Regions from separate parts of the Homo sapiens genome. Here region 2 is linked to region 1. The links are chromatin contacts, found by Hi-C or POLR2A ChIA-PET in ENCODE. All regions are on one chromosome and are shown on one strand. Each heading gives the region's core, a stretch centred on a gene start or an enhancer-like site at or near the end of the contact. The rest is flanking DNA. Distances are from core to core; before and after follow the strand shown. Region 1 holds the start of CYTH3 (cytohesin 3). Region 2 holds the start of MIOS (meiosis regulator for oocyte development).

Evidence for each region. A loop is a pair of places that touch in the nucleus more often than their neighbours do. ChIA-PET counts read pairs that join two places held with the same protein, here RNA polymerase II (POLR2A). Pooled maps may share reads with other maps.
Region 2: a map of naive thymus-derived CD4-positive, alpha-beta T cell shows a loop between it and region 1 (8-fold over the local background). The contact joins the promoter of MIOS here to the promoter of CYTH3 in region 1. A Hi-C loop is called at or near these places in 1 of 168 maps with a recorded cell type or tissue (naive thymus-derived CD4-positive, alpha-beta T cell) and 5 of 50 pooled maps. POLR2A ChIA-PET finds 5 or more read pairs at or near these places in 1 of 52 experiments (PC-9).

Annotation. Positions count from the first base shown.
Region 1 is chr7:6,270,960-6,274,190 of GRCh38, reverse strand. It overlaps CYTH3 (cytohesin 3), which reads left to right and starts at 1,567. Exons shown (of 13, transcript NM_004227.4): 1 at 1,567-1,717. The coding sequence starts at 1,684. RefSeq lists silencers at 1,340-1,699, 2,020-2,189 and enhancers at 1,508-2,229, 2,230-2,952.
Region 2 is chr7:7,565,300-7,568,913 of GRCh38, reverse strand. MIOS (meiosis regulator for oocyte development) reads right to left here and starts at 2,030. Exons shown (of 13, transcript NM_019005.4): 1 at 1,842-2,030; 2 at 1,226-1,307; 3 at 791-888. It overlaps MIOS-DT (MIOS divergent transcript), which reads left to right and starts at 2,849. Exons shown (of 5, transcript NR_110084.1): 1 at 2,849-3,000. RefSeq lists an enhancer at 1,240-1,309 and a silencer at 1,560-2,209.

The DNA.
Region 1 (3,231 bases), core at 318-2,817:
AGGATCGCTTGAGTCCAGAAGTTTGAGACAAGCATGGGCAAACATGGCAAGATCTCGTCTCTAAAAAAGAATACAAAAATTAACCGATGCATGGTGGCATGTACCTATGGTCCCAGCTATTTGGGAGGCTGAAGTGTGAGGATCACTCGAGACACTGCATGCCAGACTGGGCAATAGAGCGAGACCCTGTCTCAAAAAAAAAGTGTCCCTCGTGGGTTTGGTTGCATGAGAATGCTTGGTGTTCAATTCTTGAGGTTATTAGAAGATTGAACTTTGAAATCATCCCGCAACCTTGAACCAAAAGGTGAAATTGTCCACTTTGATAGATGACAACGGAAGGATCCTTTGGTTCAATGGACAGCTTGTAAATATAAAACAGTTGCTGGAAAATTATATTAGAGATGAGCTATCTCCTCCATTACAATGTTTGCTTTTCTTTAATGCGATTGAGTTCCAACAGAAAGGCTTGGGAGGGGCCACAAGCAATGCTTCAGGAGTTACTGGAAGAGAGATATGGGGAGTGAGAGAGGAGATCCATCGATGTGGAGCAGGGGCCAGGGGAGGCCTTCTGCCCAGGAGGCCTGTGCTGAGGACCCTGGCTGTGCCCAAGGGAAACTGAATTCAGAGCTCCTCCTGCATCATAAATCCAGGACAGCTGGCAGCTCTCCAAGGAAGACTGGCGCTAAACTCCAAGGGCATCAGCCGCCAGATTGGCCAACCCCTACAATGCCCTTTGAGAGCTGAGCCCCAGGTGTGTTGAATCGGGATTCCGTTCCAACCTCATGACCACATTCATTTACAAGCCCTGCATTTTGTTAATTTAAAAATGCACTCACCAGGAGGGAAGGAGGAGAGGCTCCATTAAATATAAGACAGCTGAAAGGCTGGAATTCTTCTGACATGCATGTCTTAGGAAGGAGAAGGCCTGACCTTGTTCTTTTTTTTTTTGAGACAGGGTCTCACTCTGTCACCCAGACTGGAGTGCAGTGGTGCAATAATAACTCACTGCAGCCTCTACCTACTGGGCTCAAGTGACGTGACCTCCCACCTCAGCCTCCCCAGTAGCTGGAACTACAGGCACATGCCACCATGCCTGGGTCGCTATGTTATCGGGGCTGGTCTCCAACTTTTGTTCTCCAGCGATCCTCCCACCTCAGCCTCTCAAAGTATTGGAATACAGGTGTGAGCCACCGAGCCTGGCCAGGCCTGACTTCTGAATGCATTCGTTTCTTGATCTTTTACCCCGAGTGCACGTGCAAGTTGCACCCCTGGCCACTGGGTTTTGCAGAGTGTGGCGTTCCAGTGTCCGGGGCCCCACGCCCGTCCGCAGGCTACTGGAATGCTGAGGGCGAGGAGGCTTCGCTCCACGCACACCGGATCGGCCTGCACTTCAGGGGCCAGGTCTACAGCCTTCCCCAGCGCAGACGCCGCCGGCCCGGCCGGTTCCCGAGGGCGGGGCTGCGCGGCCTCACGCCCCGCCCACCGCGGGCAGAGGCGGGGCATGGGTCACGTGACGGCACGCCGACCAGCGAGGCCCCGCCCGGCGGGAGGAGGCCCGGCCGCGACCCGGGCCGCGCGCTGAGGAGCCGCCCGGTCGCCTGCGCGCTCCCTCCGGCGGCGTCCCCAGCCCGCGGCCCCTCTGCTGCCGGCCCCCGGCTCGCCGGCTGCGGGAGTGGCCTCAAGATGGATGAAGACGGCGGCGGCGAGGGTGGTGGCGGTGAGTGTCGGAGGTGTGGTGGGCTCGCCGGCGGCCTGGGGTCGGGGGCCGGGGGCTGGGGGTCGAGGGCGCGGCGCTGGGCCGGGGTTCGCCGGAGGAGACGGGGTCGGGGGCAGCGGCAGCGGCGTCCGCTGGAGGCCTGAGGCACGCCGGGCCAGGGCCGAGGCTGGGTCTCCGGGGGCCGAGGGAGGGGGCGGGCCGGGGTCGCCGTTCGGCGCTGGCGAGGGTCTGGGTACCAGGCCGGGGCTGCCGCGGGCTGGGGTCGCCCCGGAGTCTCGGGCCGGGGTTTGGGTGTCGCTCCTCTGGGGCGGGGGACCTTGCGGGGCGACCTTCCCCGCATCTTGTCGCCAAGGGCGTTCATGCCCTCCGGAGCCCGGCGTTTCGGACGCCCCCTTTCAGCTCAGGTGGGCGGAAGCGGCTGAGCCGGTGGGAAACCGGGAGGGGAAAGTTTTGCACTGGAGGCTCCTCGAGTGTACAGGACGGGAGGGCAGGGGAAACGGTTGGAAAGCGTGACAGTCTGCTTGGCTTTGGGTCAGAAACGGTCGCTGGATTTGCTCGAACGGGGAGGGGGCCAGCTGGAGTTCAGTTCAGGGTAGACGTTTTAGGAAACGGCAGACGCGACAGATTGAGCAAAAAACTCCGTGGAGCCGAGGGTGGGAGACACGAGCTGCACCCAGCACAGAGGCAAGACCGGAGAGCCAGGTGTGCCCGGAGCCAGGTGTGCTCCCGAGTGGGTCGGGTCGATGCGCGTCGTGGCCCAGGTGGTCTGTGTCTGACGTTCGGTTTCCTCTTGCTGGAGGAATCGTGTTTGTTGGAAATTATTTAGTGGAATACAAATGACTGCTGGGTCATGCTGGGAATTAGATTTTAAAAACAGAGGAACGTGCCTCTGTATGGAGTGGGTGTTCGCTTTGGAAAGCAAAGGGTTAATGCCCGTGTTTTTACAGGAACAGCCGAAGTTGAGGTTCTCTAGACTTTTTTTTTTTTTCCTGAAGATCTCCTTTGAGCTGACAGAGAAATCATCAGAATCATCAGAACCCCATGTAATAAGGGAGCAGTTTAGAGAAATCTTAATTACAGGCTGCCGGTGCAGCTGCCTGTAAGAATCAGCAGTATTGAATGCTTCAGGATGAAGTGGTTCATCATCAAGGTGCCTTCCAGAATTCAAGTGCTGCTCAGAGGGAGATGTTTTTTTGCTGAAAGACGCGATGCAGCCAGGATGGTGGGAAGTTGGCACCCGTCATGGCATTTGGCGAGTTCAGTTCTTATAGTTGAAGCTAGGGGTAGCACTGTGGCACCGAGTGGGTGTGTTGATGGGAGCGCTGTGGAACGAAGGCGCCCAGTTGCGAACCCTCCTACAGTCAGGCTGTCTGGAGCCATGAGATCCTAAGGAATGGGTTCCCGGTGGATGTCGTGTTTCCTGCCTGTCACAATTTGGGCATAGCTGTTTTCCCTTGTTAGAAAAGAAAGACAACTGTAATATGCAGACGTTGGACATTAGCGTCAAGGCAGCT
Region 2 (3,614 bases), core at 781-3,280, 1.3 Mb before region 1:
TCAGCATTTCTTCCCATGTTATGCACCTAAAATACTTCTATTGCCATCCACAAAATCTGATGACAGTAATTCATACAGAATCAAAACTTGAGAGAAAAAGACTAGCTAAATCTTCTAATTTCACAAAGGAGTAAAGTGAAGACCAGATGTTTGGGTGGTTATCCAAGGTCTCTCAACTTCCGTCCTAGATTACTGCAAAGAAAAGGATCAGCTACACGATATGCAGGACGTGGTGCAAAATAACAATGCAGGGCCCCTCATTTAAAAATTATTTACAATGTCCAGACAGTGACAGCAGACTGGCCATTAAACTAAGTGCTAGCCATTCTAAATGCTGGGCTCTGTGCTACTGCACAGGTTGCACATCATAAGAGTAGCCCTGTATAGAGAGGTGCATCTATGTCCACCCTTTTAAGAAGTGTATTTTTTTTCACCATGTAATATACAGGATAAACAGTTCCTTGCTCATGAACATACATCACCAAGAATCTGGTGTAAAGAAAACAATCTAGAGTCAGAAATCCTACAGCCACTCCCCAGCTCAGATCCTAACAAATCTTGTAATACTCCAAAACCATAAAACCGAGATAAAATCTATCCCATTTCCATCTCACAAAGCTGTGACAATCAACTGAAATGAGCTCTTCACATCACACAGATGTTAGTATTACTACCATTCCCTTAATCAGCCCTGAAAGTTAATGTTTTTTCCAAATTTTGGAGACATTAAAAAATTAGGTGTAGAAGGGGTGCGGTCTGCAATAATTACAGCTTGTATTTATATCCTCACCTTTCAAGTTTAACAAGTCTCACTTCCCATCAGTGATTTCTCAGCAAAGGAAAGCCATGCTGATTCTGTGTTCATTCACCAGAATATTTGCAACAGCACTGTCCAAAAGAAATACAGTGTGAGCCATATGATTTAAAAATTTCTAGTAGCCACATTTAAAAAGTAAAATTAGGTGGAATGAAATTTAAAAACACATTTTATTTAGCCAACATATCAACAGCATTATCCTTTCAATATGTAATCAATGCAAAAATTATTGAGGATTTTTACGTTTTTTTGGCACCAACTCTGGGAAATCCGATGTGTATTTTACACTTATAGCACATCTCAATCCCATGTGGCTACTGGACAGTGAAGTCCAACACATTAAAATACTACTCAGTGTACAAAGGATCCAACCACATGCTTTTTGATGTTGTCTTTTACTTTTCTTACCGTGGCAAATTACGAGAGCGGTTTCAAGAAATTTCCACCATCAGCATCTTCGAGGAGATGCACTGCACATATCCAAATTTCCCTTAAAATATACAAAAGGCCTGCAGTCATTTGCTAACCTATTCAGCAAAGTCCACAACATGTGTGAGGTTTCATTCATCCTCTTAATTTTCATTACTCATATGAGAAGAGAACAGAGCTCACCGGGAGACAGGCCGTTTAAGAAGTATAGTATTTAAGAGGGTACAACGGGAACAGGGCACGTTGCTATTCTAGGTAAAGCAGGAATCTGAGTCCGACTCTCCCGCTCCAGGCACCTGGCTGAGCCTCCCGGGAAAGGCTGGGACGCCGCTCCCCACAAGCCCGCCGCGGCGAAGGCTGTAGCGTGTTCCCTGCGCCCCGAGGAGGTCTCCGCAGGTCCCACGGCCGCCCGCAGCCCCCGGTGGCTCCCGCTGAGGCCCGGCCAGGCGGCCGGCCGCCCGGCGCGATTACCCTACAGCGCGGAACGCGCTCCCCGCCGAGACGCCCGGGCCTTTCAACTAGGCTATCTCCGGCCCCTCGCTGCGGCCGCGGCGCTCCCGAGAGTCGAGACGCGAACCGGGTCGCGCTCACTGACCTGAGGTGGCAGCGCGGCCGCCGCACAGCCGCTTCCGGCCGGGACACCGCCCCGCCCGCCGCAGGAGCCCGGACGCGGGCAAGATGGCGGCCGCGGCCGTGCGGCCCGTGACCTGGACCACTGGGCTGGGACCCACGACCCCACCACCACGCCTGGAGGACGCGCAGCGGCGCCTCGGCCTTGGAAGGGGAGTTTCCCAGCGCGAGCCCCGCCCTTCCCCGCCCGGGAGGCGCCTCGGGGCGGGGTCACTGGCCGGGAGGCCCCGCCTTCCGCCCGAAAGCGCCGGTGCACCCCGCAGGCCCTGCCCGTGGGTCCACAGGCCGGATCCCCGGGTTCCTAGGCTGGGACTGCTTCTCAGAACCACTCTGTCGTTTTTAAGCAGGGTCACACACTCTAGCTCACTGGGTCCATTTTAATTTCTATTAAACATTTTTTTTTTTTTGCAAATGATGTAGTAGGAGATCCAAGGTGTTTGGTTAATGATTTATTCACTCATTAGTCATTCCACAAACTTGTCTTGAGCACCTGTTATGTACCCAGCACTGTGCTGGAATGCTGAGGAGACAGGAGTGAAGTAAAAAGACATGGTTCCGGCAGGAAACAGGCAAGGAGAGCCTTGACTTGGTAGGGCTAACACAGTGCTACACAGGAGGGACGCCCGCTCGGTGTCGGGGGTCAGCAAAGCTTCCTTAAGGACCACTAGGTTGAGACAAGAAGGATGAGTATGGGATTAGCCAGGAAAGGGAAAAGGGCAGTGGGAACTGGAAGAGAAGAGCCTTCTAGGACTGGGAAAGAGCAAGTGCCGGGTCAGGAGAGAGGACATAGCAGTGAGGAGGCAGTAGGTATGGATGAATGAGCAGAGGAAGTGGGGAGAGATTAAGGTGCTTTCAGAAACGGGTTGGAAACCAGTTTAGTGAGTTTGGATGGCATTTACCTAAAGGCAATGTTAGAGTCATCGAAAGTTTTTAATCAGGCAAGTGGTATGATCAGTTTTTTGTTTTGTTTTGTTTTTTTTGAGACGGAGTCTGGCTATATCGCCAGGCTGGAATGCAATGGCGCGATCTCTCCTCACTGCAACCTCCGCCTCCCGGGTTCAAGCGATTCTCCTGCCTCAGCACCTCGAGTAGCTGGGACTACAGGCGCGCGCCACCACGCCCAGGTAATTTTTTGTATTTTTAGGAGAGATGGGGTTTCACCATGTTGGCGAGGGTGGTCTCATTTCTTGACCTCGTGATGCGCCCACCTCGGTCTCCCAAAGTGCTGGGATTACAGGCATGAGCCACTGTGCCCGGCCAGTATGATCAGTTTTTGCGCAGAGAGCTGGAGGGATAGAGTATCAGAATGAGGGATGATAGAAACGCAGGTTACCAGTGGCACGGAGAGTGGGCATGGAGAGAAGTGGGGGCCCTGGGGAATACTTAGAAGGCGGGATGAACAGAGCTTGGTGACTGACCAAGTGAATGACGGTGAAAGAGGATTCCAAGTTTTTTGTTCCCAAAACTGAGTGAATGGTGCTGCCTCAGGTGTCACGAGTCTGACCTCGAGGCAGTCTTCAGATGTCTGACAGTCTTTGCTTGTCTGTTCATGATTAAAAGTGGGTGGTCTTGGGCTTGTGGTGGTGATGGCTGTAAACAGCATAATGAGCTTAGTCCTGATGATCTTGGTGGCAGATGGTTTTGATAAGATGATGAGTTTGGGGAAAGTATTGCCTTTCCAATCCTGCCATTAGAAGAATGTAGGCTGAAGAAAGTGCTGTATTACTGAGAGGAGACA